Regions from separate parts of the Mus musculus genome. Here region 2 is linked to region 1. The links are chromatin loops, found by intact Hi-C in ENCODE. Cell type or tissue: left cerebral cortex. All regions are shown on one strand. Links, peaks and the distances in the headings refer to the core of each region. The heading gives the core; the rest is flanking DNA.

Region 1 (16,091 bases), core at 7,733-15,732:
CAGGCTAGAACCCAGACCTATGATCTGCTGGCCGGACACAACAACAATTGACTCACACAGCAATTCCTCCACAATCCAGTGTCTAAGCTCTGTGTTTGGTGGGGAGAGAGAGAACTGTTTCTATATCATCCTTCCCAAAAAGGACCTTGTTTCTTACTGGGTCCTTCTCTACAGTGATGCCGAACGCCAACACCTAGAAGCTGCCTTGCCTGCTCCAGGCTCATTGCAGGGTTCTGCTTGGGCCATGCAAGCTGTGGGAGCCTTGGATCACAAGGTGTCCCGGCTACCTGCTCCCACCCCCAGGTGGGGGTGGGGGTGAAGGAAAGGGGTGCCTCTGTGTGTTCCTGCTCTGGCCCTGCTCTGTGGGGGCGGAGCAAGCAGGCTCGGTTGAGCCCAGCAGCCTTACCAGCTGGCGAGCTCTCCAGATCTTTCTCTACCCCCACGGCACCTCCTCCTCTCACCTAAAATGGGAGGAGAGAGGGGGAGGCAGCGCTGATTTTCCTCCTGGGCTGAATTTATCCCAACTACATGCAGACCGGCTGCGGAAGCCTAGAGAAGATAAACAAAGAAGGCTTGTTAGAATTTTCAGAACTCTCCCAAACTCAGCCCCCTCGTTTTCTTCCTACCTTACTGGGGAAGAGCTGGCTTAGCGTCTGCTGCTCCAAAGTGCATGTGAGGGGCGCTCACAGCTCAAAGCTGCCTACCTGCTTTCAAGCAGCCTTAGACCCCCTAAGATGAGATTCATCTGATAGGTGCCTGCCATTTTTTTCCTAACCGTTTTCAAGCTGGTCTTCCCTATTGTGGCACTAACTAGCTCTGTTAGGTTCTAGATGCAGTGGTTCTGGAGAACACGGCGACTAAGGACATGTTAATGTCATCTACAGAGAGAGATGGGGGTGGGACATCAGCATGGCAGAACCTGAGAGGGTAGATCAGGCTCTAGCACCAGAGAGAGCGCTCGTGATGGAGTTTCTGAAGAGAATCAGAGCCCCAGTAAAAAAAGAAGGAGCCTCTTCATAGACCTTTTGAGGGTGGAGGAGGTTCCCTGCAGAAGCCTGGATTCAGGCTCCCTGATTCCAAGGCAGGGAGCAAGGAAAGGGGTCAGGGAACATGATGTGGCACCCCTTTAATGTATACCCACTTCCTAGGTGAGATGTCGGGACACACAGGTCTGCTAGCTTGGGACTCGTAATGTCCCGGTAGGATGCCTGCCAAGGGATGAGAAGAAGAGGCTGGAGCTAATGTTACACTCTTACACCCTCGGCCCTAAGCTTTCTCTAGAGCAACAACAGTTGGTCTGACTGTTTCTTGTGCTCTCCTTCCCCCATGGAGGTTTGCAGGAGAGATAGGCAGATACTCCGGAAGGATTAAGAGGAGTGTCAAGCTCAGATGTTCCCCACTTGGCACGCTAGGCTTGGACCAAGAGAGTGGCTATGGGCCAGAAAGAAAAATCTTGGAAGGTTGTGACAACACCTTGTTCAACCTTCACTATAACTGTTAGCATTCTGTCTAAGCTCCACCCCACTGTTGCCAGGTAGGCCTGACCCACTATAAAAGGGGCTGCTTGCCCTCACTCTTGTTCTCTTGCTCCTCTCTTGCTCTTTCTCTGCTTCCCATCCCCCTCTCTCTCCATGTGCTCATGGCTCTCCTCCCCCTTCCCTCCCTCCCTCCTCCCCCTCCTCCTCCTCCTCCTCCTCCTCCTCCTCCTCCTCCTCTTCCTCCTCCTCCTCCTCCTCTTCTTCTTCTTCTTCTTCTTCTTCTTCTTCTTCTTCTTCTTCTTCTTCTTCTTCTTCTTCTTTTTCTTCTTCTTCGTCTTCTTCTTCTTCTTCTTCTTCTTTCTCTCTCTCTCTCTCTCTCTCTCTCTCTCTCTCTCTCTCTCTCTCTCTGCCTTTCTGCCTCTACTACCCTCTTAACTCCCCTCCCATGCCCTGAATAAACTCTATTCTATACTATACCGTTGTCATGTGGCTGGTCCCTCATGGGGAAGGGATGCCTCAGCATGGACCCACCAAGGTACTCCCTTCCCCCATGCCTGACCACACCTCCATAGAACATCTCTCCCCTCTCTTTATCTTTTTATAAACACAACAATAACCACTGGGCGATAAGCTGTTGGATAGTTTCCATTGGAAGGTGGTAGAAGCCGTTGGGTAATAGACTCAAGTCATGATGAAGTGAGTCAGGTTGTACTGGGCATAGCCCATAGCCATAAAGAATGGTTTAGCCTGACCACTGTATTCCACCTACAGATATAATATGTCCAATTATCTAAAACAAGCAATCAAACAAACAACAAACTACCTTGCTCCCAGTCAACCCCCTCCACACACACACACACACACACACACCTACACAGAGCTGTAACTTCTGGTAGCTACCCATGTATATGCATGCACATATCCCCCATGTATACGCACATATTCCCCCAGCCCTCTGAATATACTCAGCTTTCATGCGGGTGGGAGGGAGTAGGGATCCCTTGCTGCTCCCACAAAGTCATCTCAGCCTGTTGACCTCTGTCTGCTTCTCTGTCTCATTTTTCTTGCAGAAGCCACTCTGGTATTCAGGCCACTGAGGGGCACCTGATTGTGAGTGAGGAGACACAGGTGTGGCCTGACAGGAGGCAGGAGGGACCACTGCAGACAGCAACCACAGCAGTTAAGAGTGATTCACACTGGCCTGGGAGTCTGGAGTAACTGCACCTGACTGTGGCCAAGGCCCGAGGCTCTCTCTCCAGACTTCCCTGTGACCCACCGTTACCCTCAACCCTCTGTCAGCCTTACAAAGCCCTGTGAACCCTCCTGCCTCACCCTCCCAAGTGCTATGACCACAGCATGGAGTCTTCGCACTCAAGTCAACCACACTTCTTTCGGAGTGCTATCTGCCTGATAGAGCCACCATGCTTAGACCACTACAGCATCTGCTACATTGTTAAAAGAGGATAAGGCCCATATTTGGTGGGGAGGGAGATTATAAGCCTCCAGGTCTTGCACAGGCCCCTGCCACTCACACCCACACCAGAATAGCAGCAAGGATTAATGTGCTATGTGAGTCGATATCTATGGCAAGGCCACCAATCAGAGTAGCAAAGAGCCCCTGCCAGCTTTCTGTGTGATATTTGGAGGAGGGGAGGGGAGCATTTTGACTCAAGCCTAAATGCTCTACTTTGATAGTTACTTCTAAGTAGGGCTTTTATTATGATACACCGGGTGCCCAGCAACTCCAGTGGCTCTCCCAGACAGCACTGCAGGTCACTATGACTGATGACCGCCCCATCCCTTTATATTGGCCAGTCAAAGCTCAGGTACTGCTTCCTTCTGCATTTGCTCTTTTTGGTGACATATATCCCCATGCCCAGCCTGTTAGGGACTTCTGTCAATGATAATAGTTCAAACCAAGGCAGGGTGGACCAGAATATCCCTCTAAGCCTTGAAATGACTTTGTGTCTCAGGAGAGTCACAAAGAAGGATTCCTTGGTCTTTGAGAGAGAGCACTCATGTGAGATGTCAGATCAGTCAGGTAGCTCATGGAGACCTGTGGGAGGGAGCTATGGAGAGACTGAGAAACTCTGCTGGAAGTAAGGCCTCAGCAAGTTTTTATTAAAAAAAAAAAATCTTTGAATAAAACAGTGATATTCTGCGACCAGAGGCCTTGAGCAGACAGGAGCTGGTCTCTGATTCTTAGTGCTCTGGAGCCTTGTAATTCACCCATAATGGTAGGAGGAGACTCTGAGAGCAAGCAGTCCCTGATGTCCCCAGAAACCCCTTCCTGATGACATCCAGATGTGTCATCCTTCCATGGGTCTGATTAGCTGTAGAACGTGGTAGTTCCATGTTCCCAGGATGCATCCGAGTTAGCTCTGTGGCTAATTGGGTTTGTATCTGGCAGCAGTGACATCAAAAAAAGATTTTGTAGTCAATTATGTTCTCCTGGAACACACAGGAAGAGGTTGTCCTGTCAAAGCTCAGGCTGGTCTCTACCTTAATGAGGTGCCCCAGACAAAGGCACAAAAGGACATTATTGTCCCTGAGTACCTGTCTTTAGTGGCTTCTGTTCAACAAGAGACTGAGCTTCATCTGGGCACAGGAGCTGGCTCTGTCCTCGCACTCTGTGCCAGTCCATCCCCAGGGAGCACAGCCTGCCCCAGGGAGCACAACCACACATGATCATGATTGGGTGCATTAGTCAGCCCCAAGACAATGAAATATAGAAATGCTGTTCCTGCAGCCTCATGACCCAGGGCTCCCTTTAACTGCACCAAAGCCAGGAAATGGCCACTTAACAAAGCCAGTGACAGCCGCCACTGCCCCCATGACCCTAGCCCCATGGCACACACCTGGAGGAAGAGACATGGCATGCTTTCACATGAGTGTTCTCCCCTGGTCCAGAACAAATCATTCTGCAAATGTCTTAACATCCTGAGCGTGGGTGGGAGTGAAACTCACTTCTGCCTCTCGGAAGAGGCGGTCTGTTTATAGAAAAAGCATGCAAGTCAGATGGCTGACTCAGGGGAAGGGCTCTCAGCCACTCAGAAAACACAAAAAAGAGCCCTTGGCTTTTTTTCCTCCTCCCAACCCCCAACCCCTGCCCCTGCCTTGGGTCTTGGTGGGCCAACTGTCACTTTTTCAGAATACTAGAATTTTCTAAACCTCGCACAACAGACCCTGGAGGCGTTGCCTGCATCCAGTTTCACAATCTTTGCTTAGCAGTGAACTGGGAGGAAATGGGTTCTTTCTGGAACAGAGCCGCCTGGGCAATGGGTAGCCACCGTGGGAATGACAATCTGAAGGACTGTCTCTTACAAGCAGCAGTGGATGTGAAGTGGCCTGCGGTCAGTCTGTAAAGAGGGGCTCTCCCCTCAGCATGTGCTGAGCCAGCGCCTGACTCTGAGGACATTCTACCCTACCCTACGGTTGCTTCCAGGATCCCATGGCCTCCCTGTAGAAGTGACGCGGTCTGGTCCAGCCGCTCCCAACATGGGAATAGGAACTGCACATTTCCTGCCTTTTATCTTCTGGGTGTTGGGGATGAATGTGTCCAAATGACCAAACCATAGCACCACCCCTGGGGCGAGGGCCAGGACTGTGGCTCTGCTGTACAGAGAAGACTCCAAGAAAGCAGTGCAGGCAGCCTTTGCAGATGAGGGAGGAGTCTGAGGCTATGGTGGACCAGTTACCATCTGCTCATCCCAGGCCAGTCCTCCTTAGGCTAAGGACCCACAGACCAGCCTGTGTGGGGACACATGCTACAGTTGTCACGGTCAGATCATTAATTCTGGATTCCTCCCTTAGGAATACTGGGAAAACTTGACTGTGGAATTTTATCATTAGCTGGTGAACATCAGGCCCACCCTTGACTGATGCCTGAGTGGAGTTTTGGAAATGAACCCAGCTTCAAAAAGGCAGAGAGAGAGAGACAGACAGACAGACAGACAGACAGAGAAAACAAACAGACACCACGAACACACCAGGTGACTTTCCGGTGATGAAACTGACCTTGTAACCAATCCAACATGTCAGAATTTAGGGCTTCAAACGGGGTGTCCTGAACGATCTCCCAAGGGGTGGCAGGGACCTAAGTCTGTCTGTATTTATCCTGGTCTAATACAAAGGGAAGAATTGCTTTAATAAAGTGTGAGAATTTCAGGGCTATGACTATCTTGATGAATATCTCCCCTATTTCTATGTGTCTTTCCTTTCTGCTTCCCCACTGTCCCCTGCCTGTCCCCACCCTCCAGTCCTTGTCTGCAACCAGATTTTCCCCCTCAGCTTCTCATCTCAAAGGTAAGCAAGGATTCAGACCAAGGTGTCTTGTATTCTGGCAGTGACGTCTTCTTTCTGTCCACTTCCCAGGTGTCTTTTCCATTAGCTCCACCCACAAACCATAGGGCAGAAGGCAAACTGAGAGCTAGGTCTCCAGGAGGGAGCCTGCGGAGTCTCGGTTTTCACATATGTGGGCCGAGTGCACTCTAGTGTAGGGTTAAAAAGAACACACAGAAACGTGTGACTGAGGGTGCCGGCCACAGTCATCCCCTGGGAATACATCCTTATATGGCTGTTCTAAGAAACAACAGGATCCCTCCTAAGTAGCAGGCAGATAGCCCAAAAGGATAATGGACCTGAGAGTGCCACCCTCCAAACTTGCCCCTAGCTATTCCCTAGGAAACAGTCTCCAGACAATGACGTTTTTTAAGAGGCAGAGCTTGAAGGTGCCCTGAGCAGGATAAGCACTTCGTTCTTGCAGAATTAATTCCTGTTTAAGTCTGGAACCAGTCTAGCTGGAAGCTAAGACTGTCACAGCCAAGTCTCCCATCTGTGACCCCTCTGGAACTTTGTTGGCAACCCAAAAGCCTCTTAAGTGTCCTCCACGTCTGTCTGGGCTCCCAATATCCTGAGAAAGGCTGAGCAGAGAAGAGGCTGAGGCACAGGCCCTTATTGCTAGCTTTTCTTTCTTCTTCTTTTAAAAATGTCTTTATTGCATTTGTTTACCTGTGCACACGCCATGGTGTGTATGCGGTGGTCAGAGGACAACTTGTGAAAGTTGTTTTCTCCTTCCACAATGTGGGTCTCAGGGATGGAAGTCACATGGGTCAGCTTGGCAGCAGGTTCCTTTACTGGCTGATCTGTCACACTTGTGCATCGTGTGGCGTTTTCAGAGTGGCGGCCATGAAGCTTGGTTTATAGCCCAGGCTTAAGATCACAGGAGTTGGAAGATGAAGGCAGGAAGATCAGTATTCAAGGACATTCTCAGCTGCATAGCAAGCTAGAAGCCAGCCTAGGCTCCGAGAGACCCTGTCATCAAGCTAAGAGGGTCTCCGGGAACTGTCTGTCCTCTGCTCTACGGGAACAGGCTTCCCAGCACCAGCCAAAGCTGCCTTTATTTTCCTAAAAATGCAAAGCAAGCAGTATGGAGTTGAATTTTTATCAAAACAGCATTAACTACTTCTGAAAACAGTTTTAGAGAAAAACAGAGGAAAGGGCACAAATTCAGCAGCGCCATTACTGCTTCTGTAACCAGACTCTGAGCTCTGCTCTGCCTGCCGCTGGTCTGCCAACCTGGTGGGAGGGAGCAGAGGAGACCCTCATCCAGTCTCTAACTCAGGGCTGGAGGACACGCCCCCTCTCAAGTTTCTATCTCAGCGGGTTTAGGGTGCAGGCAACAGCGTGAAGAGTCCAGACAGACAGACAGTGGGCAGAAGTCCACGTGCTGGGTGAGGCTTCGTTGTCTAGAAATGGGTCCTCTTTCCTTAGCACTTGAAGGAACCGTTACAGTGGCGCTTGCTCCGAAGAACCCCAACGTTGATTAATACTTACGGTGATAGAGTAAGATGTGAAAACCAAGAACTACGTGTGCTTGGCTGTCAGACTTTCAGCCAGAGAACAACCATGACGCAGAGAAATCCATATGAAGAGGCTTTTTCTACAAGTGAGAAAGTCTGCTCACACTCTTTCCCCTCTTCCTCCCCCCTCCCTCCCCCCTGCCTCCCCCCAGGCTTGAATTTAGGATCTTAAACAAAAGTATTCTACCACTGAGCTATTAATACATCCTCAGCCCATAAAATTATTTTTATGGGGGGCGGGTAAAGGCAGGAGGATCAGGAGTTCAAGGGTGTTGTCAGCAAGGTGGAGCCTGGGCTACAGGAGACGGCGTCCTGAAGCTCGGAGGGTCCCCAGAATCTGTCCACTGCTCTCTGAGGACAAGGGCTTCTCTAGGATAAGGATGGGGGAGAGAAGAACCGTTTCAGATGAACCCCTGTTTTACGCTGACATTTTACAGATAGGGTGAAGGAAATAAGACATGGTATAGAGTTTGGCTAGGAGACTGGATATTTGGAAAAACATGGAATCTCCCCCGAGGTCTGTCAGGACACTAGCCCCCTGAGGAACTCTGTCTCCCTGTCTATCAGATATCTCATTAACTGTCTGTCTTCTCCTGACTCCTCCTCTTCTTTCTGAGAATTGAGTACAGGCTACTTTACCTAGGGGACAGTGGGGCTATGTCCTCTCCTCCCTGCAGACAAACGTTCTTCTATGGTTTTCTCTTCCTCACAGTTGTTCTCTGGCTGGAAGTCTGGCAGCTAAGCAGGCATATTTCTTGGTTTACACATTGTTATTCTATCACTGTAAGTATTAATCAACATTTGGGTTTTAGTCATAACATAGCTAATGCATAATTTTGTTTGCTTCACGGAAAATTAAAGAAAGAATTGGCAGCACATTAAACAAATGGTTAACTTCATTTTTTTTCTCATTGTCATCAACAATAATCATCAATGCTCCCAGCAGACTACTGTGTTTATACAAAGGCTCCAGACACCCCACCCCTTCACTGCTGGGAATCACCACTGTGACCCAGACTGTGACAAAGGCCAGCACACAGAAGGGACTCATAGAGAGTGGTGCTGTAGATAGAGGTGATTACAGGCCACACAGTAGGAAGATGAGACCAGCATCCTTGAGACTAGTACGACAAAGGAAAATATTGCTTTCAGGAAACTTTCTTGAGAAGTCTAGGTAGGCTCTTACTATATCTTCTTCTGCATCCTGATGTAGTGCAAGCCATCTGTGAAAAGAAAGAATACAGCACCATCAATAAGCATGCTATACACACACACACACACACACACACACACACACACACACACACCACTGTAGAGCCCTAAGAACACCACCCATTGTATGTTTACACACATGCCCATGCTCCTTGTTAGCCATGCATTCATTCCCAAGACAAGTTTAAAGATGGGCCCTCTTTCCTTAGCACTTGTAGGAGCCATTACAGTGGTGTTTGCTCTGAAGTGGCTGATCATGCCAATATTGCTGAATGCTTACGGTGATGGAAAAACAATGTGAAAACCAAGAGTATGTCTGCTTGGCTGTCAGACTTCATAAGACTTCAGAAAACAGTGACCGTGAGACTGTAAGGACCAGTCAAGCACACCCTGGTCTTCTCTAAAGAAACCTGCTCATGCATTTATCATGTTGCCAACTTAGAGCAAGCTTAGGTCATGTTGATGTGCAGAGTCCCCCCACAAACATGCTCCACTATGCTTAAAATGCCCTTGGAGAATTTGCTTTGATCTCTTCCAGATTGTTGCTGAAAGGGCTTCAGCCTTGGGCTGTCCCCTGGAGGGTCAGCTCTTTGATAGTTGTCCATCTTTTAGCTAAAAGGATTTGCAGGTGTTAAAACCTGTTTAGATGCCAAGTAGCTGGCCAGGTCTGTTGTCTGACAAGACAGGCAGAGGGGAAAGGAGGGCTCCATTAATACTCCAGCGCTGATTCTGCACGTGTTTGGCGTCTGCCTTATATGTTCTGGGAGTATGGCAAGCATTCATCTTTGGCAAGCATATTTTAGGAGGGTCTGATTATCATTCCAGTGCATAATGAAAACAACGATCATCCAGCTAGACACATTTTCAAAGGCTAAAGCCAGTCACAATCGGAGATTCAATTGTGTTTCTTATACTAAAGCAATTAATTTCACTGGAAGATGATGGAAAAAACGCATTGTGAAAAAATGCACCCAGGTTGAAAAAAAATAACAGTTAAGTGACTTCTTTACCTATGCGATTCTTTCTGTAAAAAAAAAAAAATCTTTAAAGAACAAAATTTTTAAAATAATTAAATTAGCTGGGCAGTGGTGGCACATGCCTTTAATCCCAGCAATTGGGAGGCAGAGGCAGGCAGGAGTTTGAGGCCAGCCTGGTCTACAGAGTGAATTCCAGGACAGCCAGGGCTACACAGAGAAACCCTGTCTCAAAAAACCAAAATAAATAAATACATACATATATACATACATACATACATACATACATACATACATACATACATATCTGTTTCTGGGTGAGGTAGATATAAAATACTCTACTATTAATATAATATGGTTTTTAAAAAGTGAATTCTTCATTAATTTTATTTTTTGATAGTTTTTGTCAGAGTGTCAACAGTGGAATATTCCTAGACCAAATTGAAACTAATTAAAAGTTATTTGAGGAACACAAGTGAAGAACAATGTTTAACATTTCACACCTCCTAGAATAGAAACTCAGGCAGCTGACGAATGGAGGGTGGAATGTTCATGATCTTGACTCTAAATCTCAGCAGAGACTAAAGTTTGCTTATGTAACTGACACAATCCCAGGATTCCGCGTGGTCCAATCTTTGCATTGGTCCAGTTCAGAGAAATGGAGCAGAGAACACGTCTTTTCTCTCTTGAGAAAAAAATGTCAAAGCTGGGAGTAAGTTTTAAATATCTTAACAATGTCCCTTAAAATTACAATCCAGCTTTCTCTGTCACTATCAAGTCAGTCCTGGCTGCCTTCCTGTTTGTCCAGCCTCCCCACACAGCTCAGGTCCTTCTCGGACCTAGCGAACCCCCCCAGCCCCCCCCCCCCCAGTCATTGTCATTCACTCTGGTCTCCCCCAGCAGGCAGGCAGTCGCAGTCCTGTTTTTGCAGATGGCAGTTACTGAGACTCTGCAGGGCACTCTTCGGTTGCCACAGGAGACTCCCTCTTCTTGGTTTGTGCCTGATCCAGGGACTATGAAGAGCCAGCCGGAACAGTACTTTCCCATCAAAGCATTTCCTGCATTATCCAAGGGGCCAGACCCAGCTATAATTTCTAGTCACTGGTGTCCTAGTTAGGGTTTCTATTGCTATGATAAAGTGCCATGACCAAAAGCAACTTGAGGACAAAAGGGTTTGTTTCAGCGTAGGGTTCTGCATACAATAGTGCATTTTCAAAGAGAATACTGACAGGAACTGACACAGAGCAAGAACTCAAGGCAGGAGCTGATTGGTGCAGAGGCCATGGATGGGTGCCATTTACTGGCTTGCTCCTATGGCTTGCTCTGCCTGCGCTCTGGATGCTAACCCAGGAACATCAGAACTGGCATCAGAAACGTCCCATTCTGGAGCCGGGGAGATGGCTCAGTGAGTAAAGTACTTGCCACACAAGAAAGAGGACCTGGTTTCAGATCATTAGCATCCACATAGGCATCTGGGCATGGTGCCCTGTGTCTGTAATCCCAGAGCCGGGGAGGTAGAGACAGATGAACCCATGCAGTTTGCTGACCTGCCAATCTAGCTTAATCGTTGAGTTCCAGGTTTAGTAAAAGACCCTATCTCAAGGAAGGTGTGACTAGGCATGGTGGCACACAGCATTAATGCCAGCGCCCCAGAGGCAGAGTCAGGTGGGTCTCTTTGAGTTCAGGGCCAGTCTGGTCTACAAAGCGATATCCAGAACAGCCAGAAGAAAGAAAGAAAGAAAGAAAGAAAGAAAGAAAGAAAGAAAGAAAGAAAGAAAGAGAGAAAGAAAGAAAGACAGTGAAGAGTGATTGAGAAAGCTGGCCTTCAATTGCCCAACATACATATATACATACATACATGTGTACACACAGACCACACACATGAACATATATACACACAAAGAAACATCAAATTCTGGCTTGTCTGCAACTTGTAGTCTAAGTGAACTCGGACACATCACAGGTAACTGATAAATTATTTCTCTGGCGGAGAAATGAGCCAATTCAAGCCAGATTAGCGATATTTATAAAGGCAGGTTTATTGGGAAACTGCACACAGGAGAGATCACTGGTTCCAAGAAATGAGGCCAAGTCGCCATGGAGAGGGAGACAGAGGGGGTGGGGGGAGTGGAGGAGGGAGGAAGAGAAAGAGAGAAAGCTCGCACAGAGAAAGGGAGAAAAGAGAGAAGGGCGGAGAGCGGAATGTCTGATTCATAAAGGGAAGAGCCTCTGGGGGGAGGGGAAGCCCAACCTCTGGGCTGGGAAGTTTAGAGTAGAGGGCATGCTTTGCCAGGTAGGTACTGAGGGATGCTGGGAGAACCCGGAAGCCAGGTCCACTTTGGTATGTTAAATATTCAGCCCAGTTTCTTGTTCTGGGTCTGAATCCCAACAGTAACACCACTCCGCTGAGGAGAGCGAAAAGGGAGACGTCAGGACTCTCTCCCTGACTCAGGGATGATGTCCTCTTCCGCTCTCAGAAAGGGAGAGCTTGTAACTAGATAGGACCGCCATGCCTACTGCTGTGAACCACAGCTCCAAGACTCAGAGGCCGCGAAAGAATCGAAGAATCTGGCTTGTGTCTCATAGGAAGCACTGTGTGATCCATTTGATCACAAAACTATCAACTTGAAGTGCATGGTTCAGAGCTTGTCTGTGTGTTTGGGGGTGGAGGTGAGTCTGATAGCACAGCACATACCTGTAAATATAAACACTCAGGGAATGAGGCCGGGGAATTGCAGATTAGCTTGGAGCATATAGAAAGACCCTGTCTGACAACAAAAATTCCAAACAATAACAAAATAGAATTTAAAAGTCCGAGCATTTCCGACAGACCAAGATAAAGGCAGATTCCTGGATAAGATTTGTCGGCCTTGGGAAAAAAAAAAAAACAAACCGTCAAATTCATTGCAGCCAGCTCTCCGACTGTTCAGTTCCTCCGGACTTCATGCCGCACAATGTCAGGAGCTGAGCTGGACTTTTGCTGAGACCCTTCTGAGGGGAGTCCTAGGCTGGCTTGCTTGGTGTTTCCGCTTGTGGATAGCAAAAGGCTTCAGAGCCCCGCGGGGGGGGGGGGGGGGGGCGGCCCTTTCAGAGAGGGCTCTGCGGCTGGATCACCACTTCAATGACCGTCTGTTGCCACCTGCTGGCCGCTGGGCTGCTGCACAGCACTGCACAAGGATGTTTCACGGGTTGAGGGGCGGGGGTGGGGGTGGGGGCTCCTAGGAGCCCCAAATGTGGTGGCACAGGACTTTTATCCCAGAAGTAGGTGAGTTCAAGTTCAGTCTTGTCTGCATAGCTAGTTCCAGGCTAGGCAGGGACCCCGTCTCAGTTAAAATAAAATTAAAATTCGGGTGGGACATAGGCAGCACTAATTAGGTTGGGTTGTAATTTTGTTTAAAAGAATAGGATGTGAATTTGGGAAGAGGATGGGCACAGGAGGAGTTGAGGGTGGGGGTTGGAAGTAGGTGTAACCTAAATACATTGTATACATACATGAAATTATGTAACAATATAATATAAAAATCTAATAAAGAATAAACTTTGTAATATGTGAATGGGGATAGAAGTGACAGATCCACTGTAATCCGTTCATCAAACCATGAAACTCAGTGAAACTCAGCTTTTGATTGCTTCTGTATCATGTCGTTTGATGAGCTTTTATAGATATGTTCTCTTTCATTCATTCACTAGTCAGTCATAAACACTTTGGAGGGACCCAGAATGGCACTGGCGTTATTGATAGAATGAGGGTCACATTCTCATTGTTGCCTCAAATAAAAGCAAGCAGTACAATCTATCCTAGTCTATTATTATTTTGATACAGGTCTGACAATAGCCTGGGCTGACCTGGAACCAGTAATCCTCTTGCCTCAGCCTCTGCAGTGGTGGGATTCCAGGCTGAGCTACCACACCCTGCCACTCTACTCTTGAATTATAATTTACTTCCACTTACCCCTCAGCAACAACGACTTACTGACTCTCCATCCTCCACAGGCTGAAGCAACAACCAAGAGCAAAGAGACCCAGGCATGACTCTTGTCACTGTAAAGTCCAGTAGAAGAGACAGATGTTGATCAACTGCAGAATTGACATCACAGTGCAATGTGGTAGGGTCAAAGGAACAGTTCCAATAAAAGGGGCCTCAGAGACCTCCTAAGTTCTAGATAGAGACTCAGGCTATTTGGTATGCACTGAAGTTACTTAAGCACTTCTGCCTTGGGGGGAGTGTAACCCAGTGGGCTGATCTGTATGTATAAAGATTCTCACCGCATGATTTTTTTATACAAGCTAATGCACACGGAGATATAAAGAAAGCTGCCCAAGTATCCAAAGATAAGAGTTGCTTAAGCAAATTATGGTATACTAAAAAAAAAAAAAAATCTAGAGCCACTGGATACGTCTCTTTTCTTCCTGCTCTTGGCTACACACTCACTGTTACTGGATCATTGTGATCTTCATGCAAATACGTTGTGAATTCTCCTCTTGAAAATAAGAAGGCCCCACCTCAATTTTTCCCCTACATCCCTCACTGTCTCCCACACGCCTCTTTGTCACCCTTTGCAAAGGTGCATCCCCAATTCTGCCCCCTCCTAAATCTGCTCTGGCCAGGACGCTGTGTGTGTCAAAGTCACCAGTGGTCTCCATGTCACTAAGTCCCACACTCATGTCACATGTGGTCCACTAGCAGTGCCAACACAGCCTCCCAGGGTCCTAACTGTCCCCTGCTCAGGTCCTCCTTCGGGCCCCCAGAGCTGTTCTGCCTTTCATTTTCCTCCCGTGTCTGGCTTCCTCTTTCCCAGTCTTCATTGCTCCCTCCTCCCTCCTCCCAAGCTTTGAATGTTCATTTTCTTCTCTACCTGCATTCACACCTTTAACCTGATCCATTCAAAGCTTTATCTATTTTACTTGTTTTTTAAAAGCTTTTGTCTTTAAATTGTTTATTGTGCTTATTTATGTATGTGTTTACCTGAATATGATATATGAACTGACTCATGTGCTAACACATATGTGCAGGTCTGAAGAACTTACAGGGCTCAGTTTTCTTTCCTCCATGTGGGTCCTGGGGATTGAACTGATCCATTTCATTGGCCTCATTCATTCATTCATTCATTCATTCATTTGGTGCTGGAGATGGAACCCAGTGCTTGCTAGGCAAGCCTTCCACTAGGAGCCACTCCCAGCCCCAGCCCTGACCTTCTTCAACCAGAGCTGTTGTAGCGCAAAGCCCTCTTTCCATGTTATTTATTCCTTACTCTTTGGAAATTGAAGCAGAAGACTCCGAATCTCCAGATTTGTTTCTCATCTGCTCTCATCTCTACCTTGTCCCGACTTGCTAAGCAATGCCAGTGAGTCCCAGAGAGAGTCTCCAGGACCCAGGAGAGACATCTTACCCTTCTAGCCTCTGCACAGCTGAGTGCCACCCCATGGCAGCCTTGGCTTTGCTTGGGACATCCTGGATCTTTGAGTGACTGTGGAGGAGTGTACCCCACTACCCTACTCCCACTCAGAAATCCATGAATGAAAACAAAACATTTGTTTATTATGAACAGCTATAGAAATTTTGGGGATTATTTGTACAGTAACTAGGGATGATTAACACACAACTCTAGAGGTTGGAGAGATTACTCTGCGGTCAAGAGCACCTGGTCCTGCAGAGGACCCAGGTTTGGTTCCCTTCACCCACCTGATGGCCCACAATCATCCATGACTCCAATCCAGGGCATCTGATGCCTTCTTCTGACTTCCGCAGGCACCAGGCACACACACGGTACACAGACATACACATAATCAAAATGCTCGTACACGTAAAATAAAACAAATAAATCTAAATGGTGCTTTTTAAAGAAAAACAATTAAAAATTAAAAACTAATTCTAAAAAAACATATAGCATTGCCGAGGAAGGCAAGAAAACTGATATTGGAGACTAAAGTGAGGCAAAAAAATCCCATGTTAGGTACTAGAAAATTGTTTAATAAAACTGTTGTCCCCAATTTCCTGGTGAGCAAAGTGTCTATTGAAGCCTGGGCCTCTAGCAAAAACATGGCGACACACACAGAGAATCTCTGCTCAGGTTTGACTCACTAGAATTCAGTCATGGGGCTCTGTATGGAGAAGAGGCAGATGGGAAGACAGGGTAACTCCAAATTCACAGGGTTGCAGGAGGGAGAAAGCTGGCTATTGTACCAGTTAACTGATACAATGTAAGCAGGAAAAGATAAGGTAGATGTTCAGGTCTGCCCTCTGTTCTGCAAGCCCCTTATCTATTTATTTGGCCCCTATGGAGTGGAATAATTTGACAGAACCCTGTCCTTAGGTTCAAGGTAAGAGACTTTGCTCAAGATCCAGCCCTGAAAGGACCAGGGCATGCAGGGAGCAGCAAGGGTGTCTTCATATGCCTGCTTTCTGCCAGAACCCACTCAAACTCTACAAAGAAGCCGAGTTTAGTTAATAAAATGCTTCAGCGTGAACAACTGCATGCTGCTCACTGCTGAGTATATTCCATTTGGGGGATCTTTTAAACAAAGGGCTTGAGACGTTGAAGGGCTCTGCTCTCTGCTTCCCTGAG
Region 2 (16,091 bases), core at 2,620-10,619, 190 kb before region 1:
ACTGTCCCACCTGGGGATCCATCCCATATACAGTTACCAAACCCAGGCTCTATTGTGGATGCCAACAAGTGCTTACTGACAGGAGCCTGATATAGCTGTCTCCTGAGAGACTCTGCCAGTGCCTGACAAATACAGAGGTGGATGCTCACAGCCATCCATTGGACTGAGCAGAGGATCCTCAATAGAGGAGCTAGAGAAAGGACTCAAGGAGCTGAAGGGGTTTGCAGCCCCATAGGAGGAACAACAATATGAACTAACCAGTATCCCCAGAGCTCCCAGGGACTAAACCACTAACCAAAGGGTATACATGGAGGGACCCATGGCTCCAGCTGCATATGTAGCAGAGGATGCCCTTGTAGGACATCAATGAGAGGAGGCCCTTGGTTTTGTGAAGGCTCGATGCCCCAGTGTAGGGGAATGCCAGGACAGGGAAGTAGGAGTGGGTGGGTTAGTGAGCAAGGAGAGGCAGAATGGGATGGGGGGTTTTCGGAGGAGAAACAAGGAAAGGGGATAAAATTTGAAATGTGAATAAACATCTAATAAAAAGAATGGAGAAAAAAAAAATAAGTACACCGTAGCTGTCTTCAGATGCACAAGAAGAGGGCATCAGATTTAATTATGGGTGGTTGAGAGCCACCATGTGGTTGCTGGGATTTGAACTCAGAACCTTCAGAAGGGCAATCAGTGCTCTTAACCACTGAGCCATCTTGCTGGCCCAATAATATTTTCTTAACACATCAGGAGGTGTTACCCTTGAAAGAATATATGGGACTACATCACTCTCCCCAAGTCCTTCCTGTGGCTCTCCATGTCACCTGAAGCAAGCTGCAACCCTCAGGCCCTGGTGACAGTTGACATTGCCCAACTTGCCTCCATCTCTCCTACTTGCTCTCTCCCCCTGTCTCCCTATGTAGTTGGGTTCAAAAATACAGTCCAGTCTTCAAGACACTAGTTTCCTGGTGCCAGAGAGGTAGCTCAGCCATTAAGAGCACTGGCTGCTCTTCCAGAAGACCCTGGTCCAATCCTTAGCACTCACATGGCAGCTCACAACCATCTGCCACTCCAGTTTGAGAAGGTCTGAGGCCTTCTTTTGACTGCTGTGTTAAGAATATATTACCATGTATGTCATTAGTTATCTGATAGTTGTCCCATAACAGTGTATGTTTTAGCTATAAAACCTAGAAAAGCTTCAGGTTTCTCTAGGCCTTAGAATAATTGCAGTCAAATATTATTTAATTTAATTAGAAACATTGCCATCAAAATTCTCATTCGTATCTTCTTGTTCATGTTTTCTACAGACTGATATCTCAGTTTCTTACTCCACATGGTTGAAGATTGTTTGAAGCAGCCCCTGATTAGACACTGCACTTCATCTTCAAGAAGAATATCCAGCTTGGGTAACCCTCCACAGGTCTATCACACAACCATGGTAACCCTCCACAGGTCTATCACACAACCATGGTAACCCTCCACAGGTCTATCACACAACCATGGTAACCCTCCACAGGTCTATCACACAACCATGATAACCCTCCACAGGTCTATCACACAACCATGGTAACCCTCCACAGGTCTATCACACACAACCATGGCAGGGGGTAAAGTTGTATGTTACCTGTTGTAATCATTTGGATTCACAGACTCGAATGACCGGCAGAGCCTAGAGGTTTCTTCTGGATTGAACTGCTGCTGCTGATTCGTAAATGGTGTTTGCAAGTAGATCAAACCACCCCTGCTGATTTGTGTTAACTAAACTGCTGATATCCTGACAATGCAGATTGGATTTGCTCCAAAGAACTACTTCTAAACAGGTCCACATCCTCTTGTGCCCTATTAACGTTTCCTTTCCACTACCTCTGGTGGGTGATGGGATAAAAGAGAGGTTAAAGCATTTAATACCCTTATTAAAGTAGGTTTTAATATATATAAACCTACAGAGAGTTCCATAGGAAAACCCTGTCTTGAAAAACAAAGCAAACAACAACAAATAAATAATCTTAAAATAAACAAACAACAACAAACAAAGAAAAATAAATAAATAAATACTCTTAAAATAAATAAATGTTAACAGTAGTTCTTTTGGGGCAGGAAAATTAACCATAGTTTCAACATTTTTTCTATTCTCTCCCTCTTTTGGTAATTGTATGAAGAATAACCCAACAATTTTAAGTATTTTTAAATTGTATTCATTCATTTATTATGGCTCTAGGGATTAAACCTGGGGACTTGGGCATGCAAAGTACTCATTCTATCTCTAAGCCACATATATTCTCGGCCTGTGAATTAATTATAACTATGTTTTATTGTGGTTGTGGTTGTGAGACTTTGTTTCACAATGTAGACCAGACTGTCCTTGAACTCAGAGATCTGCCAAAAGATCACAGTCTCCCAAGTGCTAAGATGTAAGGTATGAGCCAGCAGGTCCTGAAAGTAGCGTTTTAAAAAGAAAATGTAGGTATTATTTCTGGCCTTCATTTAAAAAAAAAATTGACTTGACTTTGCAAAGCTTGGTCCACTGACCTGCAAATGAACTAAACAGGAAAGCAAATACCCCGCAGGCATAGCTAACCTTCTGCATTCTGGCTCACCTCAGCTTTTTAGCATGCAACCATGCAGCATTTACCACAACTGTTGGCTGGAGCAAACCACTGAGCAGAGGTTAGCCATATCCTAGCATCCTCCTGCTATGAGATCTAGTCCACTCACAGCCAGCTTCAATCAGTGTTAATGTCCATATATATGTTAGTTAATGTATTTACCAGTTCATCCGATTGCTACTTGCTGAGAATCTATTAGCTGGGGAATATAAAGCAAACCTCAATAGTAAGAAGAGCTTGGTCTTAAGGGCCCAGGATGGGACAGGCAAAAGGAGGAAGAGAAAGAATAAAAAACATATTTGCATAAATACTTAAATAATTATGACACATAGAATGTAAACTGCATTAAGTCCCATATTTAAAGAGTTCTCTGTGAGCCCAGATAAATGAGAAGTACTTTGGGGTGAGGTAGCTTCCTGGTGAATCTGAATTTACATGGATGCTTTGAGGGCTTAGTTGGACAGTGTCTGTCTGTCTGTCACCTATCTTGTTGGCTGGATAGTGTCGGTCTGTCTATCTGACATCTAACTTGTTTGCTTGCCTTATTTTAAACAAGCATCTAATTCTCTGCATTCCTTAAACTGCCGCAGGATGCTCAGATGTGAAAGCGGTTGAGAGCTCGCAGAACCGATGGGAAGTTTTTTTTAATTACACAAACTCTAAGTCTCAGTGCAAGAGAGAAAGAAGGAGCTGGGTTAAAGCCCTGAAGTGTCTCGGTGATTGGGACTAAGGGATGCCTGCTCACTGTGTGACAAGTGACGCCAGCGCTTCCCTACAGGGTTTGACTGTACAAAGAGATAAGCTTGAAGGAATGAATTAGTCATTCCATTAGGCAATGGAGTCAATGGAATCAAAATATGTCCCATCGTAGTTGGTTTTTTAAAAAGGCTTTTTACACAGAAGGAACCTTGGCTTGAGTGCAGGGGAAAATGTGACATAATGCACCGAGGACAGAAAAGGGTGGTAGACAGAAAGTCTGCCTGTGAAGTCCGGGCAGGCGTGAAAAGCTCACTCTGCACGGTTTCCTCTTTTGGTTGGGAAGAGCACATTATGTCATCCTGTCGATGGAGGTCATCTTTCTACAACTTGCATTGTTCTTCAGAAGAAACACAGGAAGACATTCCCTGTGACATATGGCTTTCCTTCACAGCTCAAACCTTATCAAACCCTTAAATAAAGCCTGGCAATTAGGCTGCACCAAGATCAGAAAGGAAGGGAATCAGCCAGCTCTCTCCTGACTAGGAACAATGGATAGGAAATTGCTCTACCCTAGGGTATTCTTGCTTCTTCTTGGTAACACCAATTCTACCCAGTCGTTCATCTGCTGAAGGACTTACTAGCTTAATTTCTAATTGTCTCGGGGGTGCTGATAGACTAATGATGGACAGGCTCAGGAGGACCCCTTTTTATTCTTCCTTTCCCTCTCTGTACAGCTGAGTCAGCCGTTTCCCATCAGTCACCATTTTCCAGAGAGTTCTGAAGACAAGAATTTCAGGTTGGCCAGCCCGTAGAAATGATTTATTTCATGGGGTTGGAGCTCAACCCCAGGGCCCCATGCATAGAAAAACACTAGCCCCAACCCTTACATTTTTCTCTTTACAGATTTTTGGATTTTTTTTTTTTTCAATCTGGACCATCTTTCTTACCATTTCACTTTCTAATTAAAAAAAAAAAAGATGTCACAGTGTTTGAGTGGTACACAACAGATTAGTGAGGCTAGAGCTAGAGCCAAGAGTCAGAGAACAAGAGGGAGAGTTTTGCTTGTGGGGTCATTTCCTAGGTCCCAGGGGTAGTTAAGAGCAATCGCTGAAGGTGAAGGACAGCAAACAGCATACAGAGAGCAAGCTGAGTAATAACCAGGAAGACAGGGATGGGGAGTGCGGCAGGAAAAGCTAAAGGGGCTGGGGTGGGTGGGTGGGATTTGTGGGGTTAAATGTGCTTTGCTGTAGGTCAACTGTGGGTTATGGCAGAGAGAGAGAGAGGGAGAGGGAGAGGGAGAGGGAGAGAGACACACAGACACACACAGAGAAACAGAGACAAGGAGTTTTATACTGCTCATGTATTCATGTGTGGTATCTTTAGAAAATGAAATACCGATAAACCCTGTTATTGATTGTTTCTAAGACAGGCTCTCATTGTATAGAGTAGGCTGGCCTTGCCTCTGCCTCCCAAGTGCTGGGTTTAAAGGTGTGTACCATCATACCTGGGAAAGTCTATAATTTTTACAAAATACTTATGCTAGGTGCAACTTTCTGCAGAGATGGGCTATTGGAGGACCCAGCATCTATTTACTTTATGGTGAATGACGTAGTTACAAGCCAATGATTGGCATAATGTACACTTGCCCATCTAATGAAAAGGATCTGACAGTCTGATTGGCACTGTGTAGTAGACAAACACACTTGTCAAATAACTAAGCTCAACTGTGATTTCTAGTAAGCTTGTTATTTGTGGCACCATCTTTATGTGTTTAGATGGGAAGCAAATACTGTGAGATAGAAAAGGCCTCATTCACTGAGATGACAATGCTTTGAGAAGAAGGGACCTGGCATAAGATTCAGGTCCTTTACTTCAGGGGAAAACTGGCTTTTATTGAATACCGAGGAAGATACTCCACACTGAGAGAAGATGAAATCATTTGTTTAATGTCCATTCTGGCTTTGTTTAATCCTAAGAATAACCTAGAAGGTGTGAACATGGTCTGCCCACCCCCTGCTCTCTTCTCGACTGTGTCCTGGCTCATCTCAACCATGCTGCCTTAGCACAACCAGTGGCTGGCACTGGTTCACTTTCTGCCTCTGTGGGGATTCATGCATTGGCGCATCACCCAACTTGGCTCATCAGCAGGGAGATTCAGCGACATACAAACACAAATGGGGCAGTGAGAACAGTTTCAAGGCAGAATTGTATATAATAGATTCAAATTCCAAGTTGTCTTAAATGTTTGTAGAAAGTAGGCAGAGTTCATAAAGCAATGTTAAGATCCATCAGCTCGGCAGCCCCGCCTGCATCCCGCACCTTCCCTATGTCCCCATTCCTCAAAGAGTTCCTGGGCACAGCCGGGTCCTGCCTGCTTTGCTCAGGATTTCCTCATATTCCTCAACCTAATCTCTGTGTATCCAGTGCTGACTGTTTGCGTAATTCATCATCTCTCAAGGCAAGCTTGAGTCCTCAAGACACCTTAGCAGATCTGAAGAGATAATCTTGGGTTCTTAGGCCAGAATTTTGCATGAGGTCTTGTATATCAACGGTACGTTTGCTGAACGGATGAGAGACGGATGCGTGAATTTAAATCTGCTCATTGTCACAAATGTCTGGGAAAGTCCTAGACGACTGGATACAAAAGAGCGTTGTGAAAACTCTATCATAGGAACAGACTCTGATTTTAATCATGGAAACTCACTATATCCCTTTCAGCTTTCTACTAACGAGAAATTTAATTTTTACCCAGGGACCATAGGCATCGTGCTGATTAAATTCCCAATGTAATCACCCTGAATAAGTCACCCTCACTGTGGACACCCACATTCGTCAGAAAAACCACGGCCATGTTAGGGAGATTTGATTTGTAGCCAAATCCGATTATATACTCTCGAGCAAACCTGGCAGAAATCCAACTGCCCCAGTTAAATAGACATTTAGCCACACTGTGCATTAGATATGCCTGGTAACCTCAGAAAAATACAGTTGAATAGCAATGCTGGCTTAACATACTATAATATGATTGTAGGATAGAACAAAAACCTACTGGCAGCCAAATCATTGCGCTTTTATCTAACATGTATTTGAAAATATACTTGATGCTGAGTCTATAAAAAAAAATCCCAGGAGATCTGTTATACTATTTACCAGAAAATAAGCATTATTTTAAAAACATTTATTCAAAGCAAAATTAAAAGTAGACCTTCCCCTCCCCCTTCTTGTTCCTTCTCCCAATCCTCTGTCCACTGGTGATTTTGATACAAACTATCACACTTTTTAGAAGCACCTGTGCCTCTTAGACCATTCTAACCTTGGTGGTTTAGTAATCCCCAGGTTCTATCACCCAGGGACCTGAGATCCCCTCTTCTTGCTGAGTAAGAAGAAACTCATTATCCCGGGTTATTCTCATTTCGAATTTAATGCCCCTTCTTGTTGCTTCCCCTCCTTCCCAATCACAGAGCTGCCCAAGTGCTGGTTGGTTTGCCTAACTTGGAAGGCCTTAGTCTCTCCTCAGTGGCACGCCACAAGAAGCCAGATGGCCTTTTAGCATAATTTTGATGAGAGTAAGCATTGTGTAGCAAAATCTTGGCTTCAATTCTTATGGTTTCTTATATACTTTTCTTGGATGGAATTTCAGACCATTTCTAAGGCACAATATTACTCCAGTGGATATAATATAGGCACCCTCTGGTGGTCAATAGAACACAATCAATTCTTCTGAACACTAATTTAAATTATTTAAGTGTAATGGCCAATTTTATAGTTTGTGATGCACACTCTCTCTCTAGTTCTAGATTTCCATCTGAATTCCTATGTTCAAGGCACGTGTGTCTAAGTTACTTTTGCATGCATAAAGCTTTGTCCTTTTAAAATGATACTTCAAAGTCACCAAATGCCACGAATATCATGTAGTGTTTATTCAGAAAACCTGAGAAGGAACCAATAGCAAACGAAACTCACCTCAAACTAATTCACACAGTGGAAACAAAGCTGCCAGTTGCTAACATGAACACAGGACGGAGCTGCTACATATGGTCAGGCTGTGTTAACATTTAAGAAATAATTCCAACCTTTGTAATTGCTATGCTGAGGTATAGAAAATGCTTCTATCAAATTAGCAGAAACAAACTGCGCAACCTTTTCCCTTTAACAACAAGCTTCTGCACTATTTTGGGAACTGTGCTAATATGGCTGGTATTCCAGTGTTTAAAGCTGTGTTGACAAGATAAAGCACTATAATTTTAACTTGTTATTGTGAGACAGACGCTGCCTCATTAATTTCTGCTTCATTCAAAACTGAAGAACAAATCAATGTTTACCAACGGGAATGAAGCTAAATGAGTAAAAAAAAAAAAAAAAAAAAAAAGAAAGAAAGAAAACCTAAAACCCTCCAGTAAGCCATTAGTTCACGATGCAAAAACGCTTTTAAAGGATTGTCTAAGTTCTGTTTACTCAACAGAATTTGGATAGAAGTGAGAAACTATTTTAGTAAATTTAAAATAGATTTCTCAGCATACATTCAATTTTAATACTGCTGAGACTGGAAAAGATTCCTTTATGTTGTAAATGTAGCACTGTTGTGTAATCCATTACTAGTGAGAGAAGAGAGTTGGTGCTCTAAGAAGTGTGACTTCTTGGTTACATTGAGCATTTAGGAACTTTACATGAACACTGCTTTAAATATGTTAAAGATTCAATCATCTTCCAGTTTATCCACAATCCACTTAAAGACTGTTAAAGATCCCTGTGGCAGACACAACCAAGAAGGATGTCAGACTTGATCAACTCCCATGGTTTCATCCTCTCATTTTATGAATGAGGGAGGTAAGGACAGAGAGAGCCAAAGCCTTGTTTAAAACTGAACAGCCATTTAGTAGCCGCACTACAAACAGACTGGCTCTTCTACTTTCCTGCTAAGTCACAATTAAATTTTTGAACGAAGCGTGTGTGTTTTGAAAAGTAAATTCGTTTTTTGCCTTGTTTATAAATGACCAAAGTCACCACCCATAATAATCACTTCTGGGTAGTTAACACTCTCCTCACATTGAATGTGAAGTAGGAGGCTACTGCTTTATTTCCAACTAAGCAAGCAAAGAGGCACACTATTTCTTAATGGCTAGGGTGACATTATAAGCACCAATACTACTTATAAGAGGGAACACTTTGAGTGTGGAAAGCATTTTGTTTGCTAGAGAAGTCAGTGGGAAAACGTCCCTTGCAAGAGCTAGATGCTCTGAGAAGATGCCAACACTCACTTTAATCATTATTTCCAATAGTTTCTTAAAAACAGCTGTCTCTATTGAGTGTGGCTTTATCAAGGTATTGTATAGACAAGAGGAAGGCAATGGGAAGGTCTCCTCTAAAGTCTAAGCTGGGTCCATTACTGGACTTAGCTCTGTTTGGTTGCTGTTAGTAAAAAGTGAAATGTTGGTCTGGTAACTAGAGCTTGGCTGCACAGTGGGTGAATCACAGCAGAGGGGTACTAAGTGCCCTCTTACTGATCCTCAGAGTAACTCCTCAACAGGCAGAGAAAACTCCAGCAAACTGAACTCTCACATCCAAAGGCTTGGTGCTCTGGTAACTCTCATTAAATTGAACTAAGAAAATAAACACTTTTCGGTTCTTAACCTCCATGGACATACAGTCCCGAAGAGAGCTGCTTGTGAATAAAGACTCAGGGCAAGTTGTAATCTCCTGAACTTGAAGTCGACCCACAAATGTAAAACCGCTGAGGACAAAGAATCCACCTTGCTTCTTTGCTTCTAATGGTAAACAGATTTTCCTTTTTAAATTCAAACCAAACATGCTCTAAAGGCTTGGGGGATGGGTGGTGAAGGAGGTTGTCTGGGAGAACTGCAGAAGACTCAGCTTTTCCTCTTGGTTGCCACTAAATAAGCACACATTGGTGGTGGTGGTGGTGGTGGTGGTGGTGGTGGTGGGGATCCTTAAATTGTTCTTTTTTTTCTTTAAATCTGTTCAAATTTCAATGAAAGATTTTAAAAAAGTTTTTGTTTTTAGATGTGAAAAAAATTTTTTTGGTGTGCTTATGTGTACTTTTCTAGGAAGAAGGGAAGTATTTCTTCTAGATACTCCTGGTTGAGACAATGGGCTCTCTAGATACTGATTTATCTGGTTGCAGATTGGATCAGCAGAGATACTATCATGGCTGTAAAATCTGTCCAACAAAGCCTTCTTGAATTTTCATTTATCTTGATGAACTGTAATTTTTTTTTCTCAAGAAAAAAAGGGAGGAGTGCATAAAATCAAAAGGAGATTATTGAAAATAATGTTGTAAAATGTTGGTGATTCCAAGAAATATTTTTATACCAGTAGCTAATGAAAATCTATTTAATGTAAGATCAGGTGCCTAGACGTTTGTTCACTCAGGCTGATTATTTTAATATTTCTTTCTTTTTTGAGTTAACTGGCTTGAAACAAAAGGCTTGGCTCCTCCTTTCTACCGGCTTTTCTTCTTTTCTGATGCTTGAGTGTGCTGTGAAATGATGATTGATTAGCTGCACTCTGTTTGAGGTAGTAATTAGCGTTTTATAAAGATTTGATTCCTGAGATATATTAAATAACACAATAACTAGTTGAAATTTAGAGAAAAGAGGAAAAATGACACCAGGGAACGCGAGGAGCCTGCAAAACAAGAAGTGCACGCAGGAGAAAATGAGGACTGAAGATTAAACAAACACGATTACACACCCAAACACTAACAAACCCTAGACAGAGAAAGTAGGAGGGAAAAGGACTATTTTTATACAGAACAAAGGTAGCAACGAGAAATAAAGTGAAAAACATCACAGTTGAGCCTTTAAAAAACAAACAAACAAAAATCCAAACCCTCAAGCGTTGGATGCCCTCTCGCTAATTAAGGCGACGACAAGGCGAGTAGAAAACACCAGAGCTAGAGACAGTGCCTGTGATTGTCAGATAAAACCCAAAAGCTCCGGGGAATCTTTTGTGGCAGAGACTCGCCAGGCAGCGAGGAACGCTGATGTTTCCCTTAGACAACATCCACAAGGTATAACGTAAAAAAAAAAAAAAAAAAAAAAAAAAAGACACAGTGGCTTTAAGCACCTGCCTTCTAACAGTTATTTTAGATAATTCCCGATGCATTTCAATTACCCGATTCCGGGTATACAGATCGGAAACAAGAGGGGCTCCACCAACCCAAGGGAATGTTAGCAGCATTCACAGGCAGGGACCGCTCGCCGGTTAACCCTGAGGGCGCCGGCAGGAGCTCTATCCTCAGACGAACCCTGGTCCTCAGGAGACCCCGCCTGCCCGCGAGCCCGAGCATCCTCCGCTCTGCTCTCTCATCCCATCCCATTCAAGAAAAATCCCGGGATTTCAGGAGCTGCACCCGCTTAGCCCGGGGCGGCTGTTGCCGTCGCCCCGGGGGTGCGCCTGTTGGGCTTGGGGTGGGGGGCGCAGCCTCACTCTAGGCGCGGCGGATGGGGCGCGTCCCCGTGGGCCGTGCGCGCGCCCGTTGCCATGGTAACGCGCGCTCGGCCGCCCGAGGGGCTGGCGGGAATGCGGCGCGCTCTGGCAAGATGGCGTCGGCGAGGTCGCGGGGTGCGCGGTGAGCGCCGGCCGCCGTCGCTCCGCCCGGCCGGTCGCGCCTCAGGTCCGCCCGCCCGCGCGCGCCCCGCGGGCCCATGGCGGCGACAGGTGCGGGCGCGCGGCGGCTTGCCGGGCTGCCGCGGGCCGGGCGCGCCCCTCGCTAACGCGCGCGTAACTTTTCCTCGCTGCGGCCCCCCGCGGCCTCCGCGCCACGCCCCCCGGGCCGCCGCCCCGCCGAGGTGCCGTCTGCCGGCCGCCGCGGGAGCGAGGAGCGCTGGGCGGCGCGGCTCCACCATGGCTCTGACCCTGTTCGGTGAGTGCCGTCCCCGGCTCCCCGCCGCGGGTGGGCCGCGCCCCGGAGTCGCGTGCGGGCTTGGGGGGGCGCGGGGCGGGCGGGCCGCCTTGTCGGGGCTCCTGGAGCGCGGCCCCGCGCGCCGCTCCCATTGTCTCCTCTCAGGCAGGGCAATGGGCGTGAGCTCCCGGGCCAGTCCTGGGGTCGGGGTGAACACACCGTGCCTCTCTCACATACCAACTTGAGAGGGAAGTTGGCTAGTTGTTTGCAAACCAATTTTCCCTAAGTCGGTAAATAAAGATCCTGGAAAGTTTATTATTATTATTGTTATTATTATTTTGAATAAGATGCGAGAGCATCCCTAGCTTCTCTAGAATTGCCCCGTCCGTGTGTTGCTTCCTGTTGGATTGTTGGGCATTTTGGGGGGACTTGGTACATTGCATTGGAAACAAGAATAATATGTGAACCTAATTTGTTATTGGTTAAAATGTGTGCTCTGAGGAAAGAGGGCAGAAGAAAGTTGGTTACTGTAAGGTAACTGTATTGTTTGGGAAGTGATATTTTGTGGATGTAGTTACTTAACACTATTGTTTCAATGGCTAAGACAGTTTGCAATGACAGTGGGTTGGGGGAAAAGCACTGAAAAGGGACATTTCTTTTTCTTTTACAAAAAACAGACCTTGGTACATCATTTCAAGAGAACTCAGTATGTCAAAACTTAGATTTGCAAAGAATTCAGTTTTTCAAAGTAGGAAGGTGCAATGATGTATTAGGAATAACCTATTATTAATATCCAAGCACATTTCTCACAAGTTATTCGGCATATCCAGTTTCCAGTTAAGTTTTAATTATGTCATCTGACCAGGCACAGTTATGTTGTCACATACCATAAATGCTTTTTGTTGTAAATACCTCCAAGTGAATTCAGCTGCTGGCATCAGTTACTTCTGTTTCTTCTTTCTCTGGAAAATAATATCTTTACTTTACCTTGTATTTAATCTGCATTATTTAATGGAAATGGGGACTTTTTTGTACAAAGGTTACAAATGCTATAAGACTGTACCCTTAGCTTATATTTTCTTTAGAAGCAATGGCTGTGGCTGGTTAGCAACTGTTGCAGCGAATGCACAGCAGTAAGATTTCCAGAGGAAATCTTCAGACTGTATTGGAACAATTGATCTGTCCGGGTTTCTAATGACATATTCTGCATTTTTTAAGGGTTTCAAAGTAAATTGTACTCATCTAGTATTTTCTAGAACACTGACATTCCTGATAAGCAAGGCAGTTAAACTGGGGACACAATACACTTTTTAAAAGATTTTTAGCTTGTAAGCCTTTACCTAGGTGGAAATAAGTAAAAGAAGGGCATGAAATTGTTACCTGTGTGGGAAACTGTTCCCGTCCCTCAGCAGGAATGACTTGGTTTCAGTGTTTTGATATGTGCTTGTGAAAAATAGAATTCAGTTTGCATAAATACACTTTGCTACAATGCGAACGTAGCATACCTTGGTACCTCAGAACAGAAGTAGGGGTTGGAAAAGAGAGAGAGAGGGTGGGGACTGAGAGAGCCTGAGAGACTCTTACTCTGTAGCCTCGGTTTGCCTAGAATTTACTCAGTAGCCCAGGTGCCAGGATTACAGGGATGAGCTACCACACCCACTTTTTTGTAGTGATGGAGCAGCAGCTGTTTTTAACTGTGTCCTGTTGCAGATCATTCCTGTCTCCTGTGTCATCTATCTGTCTGCTAAATGTAGATGCTTTTGTCCAAGTCCAGGGTGAAAGGGATTTTTAAAGGGACACTCAAAGATTCTCTTAGGTGCACACTGAAGTTTGAGAGGTATTGAATTACAGGCAAAGACTAGGGGATTGAATCTAATTGGCTCGGTTCACAAAAACATTTTTGCATATGTAAAGAGAAGTACCTAAGAGTTAGAGAAGGACTTCTTGTCCTTATTTCAGTCTTCTTAGAGGTGGTAGAGGAAGTGCCCCAGCTTCTATCCTGCTACACCCTAGCCTGTTCTGTTCTGTTCTTTTCTTTTCTTTTTCTGTTTTTGTTTTTGTTTTGTTTTTGAGATAGGGCCTTGAACTTGGCCATCCTCTTGCCTTAGCCTCTTGAACGCTGAGACACCAGTTGTATTCATTCTTGGTGACCAATGGAGAGGAGCAGTGATAAGGTTCTGCGAGATCCTGGTGAAGGTGTGGGGATGAGAAGCCAGTTAGATGAATGTGCTCTGCCAGTCTCGGGGGAGAGCTCACCAGCTGGGAGTTTAACTTCCCAGAATAACCACTGCTGCCTATCTTGAGTATCTTGGACCATACTCCAGTTTACAACTTGTGTTGTAAATTTTCATTCACACTTTTCTTTGATGTATGTAATATTTGTATTGGTGTTTACTAGAAGTTAATTTAGATAATTTAGAAGCTCTTATTTAGTGTTTTTGTGTGTATATGTATACCTATGTTTTTTTAAAAAAGACTTATTTACTTTATGTATATGAGTACATTGTAGCTATCTTCAGACACTCCAGAAGAGGGCATCAGATCCCATTACAGATGGTTGTAAGCCACCATGTGGTTGCTGAAAATTGGACTCAGGACCTCTGGAAGAGCAGTCAGTGCTCTTAACCACTGAGCCATCTTTTCAGCCCCATGTACACCCATTTTTTGAGTATGCAGTGCATATGTGTTTGTGTGTGTATGTGTTTGCACATATTCATGTGTATGTGTTTATGTGAAGGTCAAAGGTCAGCCTCAGGTGCCATTGCTTGGGATCCATCCTCTGTGATTATGTGTTTGTGCCACTGTGCATTTAAAACCTCAGTGCAGCTCCTCAGATTCCTTTTACCTTTTGTTCAAGCAGGGCCTCTCACTGGCTGGAGCTTTGCTCAAGCTGGTCAGCAGCTCTAGCCATCTGCGTATTTTCACTGTCCCCATGGGTTTTGAGGGTCTCAATTCAGGATAAATATGAATGAGAGGTAAGAGCATTACCTAAAGAGCCATCTCTCGGCCCTACCTTATGTGTGTGTGTGTGTGTCTCTGTGTGTGTGTAGTATTTGTTTTGTATGTGATCGTCTGTTCATGCACATGTGGCAGTCAGAAGGGTTCTTCCTTAATCTCCTTCCAATTTATAGCCTGGGGCAGTCTCTCAGAAACACATATCACACACACACACACCCACACACCCCCACACACACACACACCCACCCACACACACCCACACCCACACACACACATACACACACACCCACCCACTCTCCGTTCCTCCTAGTGCTGGGTTTCCAGGTGTGTGCTGTTGCAGAGGCTTTCCATGGGTGCAAACTCAGGTGCTTATGCTCACCCAACAAGCACGTCATCCGCTTTCTACCCTCTTTCCCACCTTCCTCAGCTCCCTATCTTAGTTTTTACGTTTTGAGACAGTCTCTCACTGGGACTCTGGGATTGCCATGTAGGCTGAACTGGCCAGCCAGAGAGCCTTTGGAACCCTGCTCCCCAGTCTCTCTCGCTGAGACTGTAGGAGCTGGCCTCCACTCCTGACTGTCTGATGTGGTGCCGGGCATTGAAGTCAGGGTCTCATTCTTTGGGCAGGATTTTACCTACTGGCTCCAACCCTAAGGGTTCCACTTCCAATTTTTAAAAAAAGATTTATTTATTATTATAAATAAGTATACTGTAGCTGTAGAAGAGGGCATCAAATCTCATTACAGATGGTTGTGAGCCACCATGTTGTTGCTGGAATTTGAACTCAGGACCTTTAGAAGAGCAGTCAGTGCTCGTAACCACTGAGCCATCTCTCCAGCCTCCCACTTCCAATTTTTATTTGTTTGGTTTGATTTTTGGTTTTTCTTTTTGAGACAGGGTATCTTTGTGTAGCCTTGGCTGTCCTGGAACTAGCTCTGCAGACCAGGCTGGCCTCAAACTTAGAGAACCTTCTGCCTCTGTCTCCCAAGTGTTAGGATTAAAGCAGTGTGTCACCATGCCCATCACTTTTCATTTTGTAAAGTCACATATGCATAGAAAATGTTTATCTTGAAAATCCAGATATTTGAAACTTTCTCAACTTTCAAATGAATCCATGTCTCAGTATCAACTTTGATACGTTTTATTTTATTTTCTTGAAATTAAATTTACTTGCTTATGGGAGAGGAAGGCAAGAAGTGCATGTTAGGGTGACTGTGTGGAGGTCAGAGGACACCTTTGGGAACTTGGTTCTCTCTTTTCAATCATGAGTCCTGCGGTTTGAACTCCTGTCAGGAGGCTTGGCAGTTAATACCTGCTGAGTGAGCAAACTTAGTTTGTTTTCTTTTTGTTTTTTGTTTTTGTTTTTTTTATACTTGTGGTTGGGCCTAAGACCTCACTGGTGTTAGGCAAACATTCTACTGAGTCACATCTCCACCTTGACACTGTTTTTAAAATCTCAAAAATAGTCATCTATGTTTCTGACAGACTTACCTTACTGGCTTTGCACGTTTGGCCTGCAGATCTACAGCATGCAGGATGTGGCCCCCTCTTTGGTACTGTCTCAGGATTCTAGAGGACTCGAAGTTCACTCACCCTGCTCTATAGTCAGTATTGTACACCTTGGACATTTTGCTGGAATCTACCAGATGGGGGAGTGCTTGTTTCCTAGTAGTCACTGGGATAATAGGAAAGTCTGAGATTATCAAATTCATGCCTGTTTGTTGCTGTACCTGACAGGATGTTGTGTCAGGCCACAGCTGTAGAACCCTAGTTAGCAGAACTGGGTCAATTACCATGGTATCAGGTCATCCTTTGGCAGGAATCTCATCATTTATAGCTTAATGGGCTGTGGTTTTTACCAGGCCAGTGATGCGTCTGGGAGCTCAGTACAGGTCCAACTGAACCTTGAGCAGTGCTTGTCCTGTGTGGATAGTTGATGCTGGGGCTACCCCACCTCGGCTCTCACGTAGTTG

What was found. A loop is a pair of places that touch in the nucleus more often than their neighbours do. Peaks named below come from ENCODE experiments on the same cell type or tissue, not always from the same donor. Only the 100,000 strongest peaks of a DNase experiment are listed, where the experiment ranks them.
Region 2: a loop joins it to region 1, with 2.4 times the contacts of the local background. A loop is called at or near these places in 5 of 42 quality-filtered maps.

What each region holds. Positions count from the first base shown.
Region 1 is chr2:73,581,335-73,597,425 of GRCm38, reverse strand. It overlaps Chrna1os (cholinergic receptor, nicotinic, alpha polypeptide 1 (muscle), opposite strand), which reads right to left and starts at 12,566. Exons shown (of 2, transcript NR_153820.1): 1 at 12,419-12,566; 2 at 8,218-8,562. Chn1os3 (chimerin 1, opposite strand 3) reads right to left here and starts at 900. Exons shown (of 4, transcript NR_040623.1): 1 at 407-900. In left cerebral cortex, for the core only: a CTCF peak has its summit at 12,678 (motif pointing left); DNase peaks (open chromatin) are centred at 10,551, 10,775, 11,765, 12,649 and 1 more place; H3K4me3 peaks cover 1,668 bases; H3K27ac peaks cover 5,460 bases.
Region 2 is chr2:73,770,113-73,786,203 of GRCm38, reverse strand. It overlaps Chn1 (chimerin 1), which reads left to right and starts at 10,858. Exons shown (of 13, transcript NM_001113246.2): 1 at 10,858-11,181. The coding sequence starts at 11,163. In left cerebral cortex, for the core only: a CTCF peak has its summit at 6,987 (motif pointing left); DNase peaks (open chromatin) are centred at 5,468, 10,007 and 10,569; H3K4me3 peaks cover 966 bases; H3K27ac peaks cover 841 bases.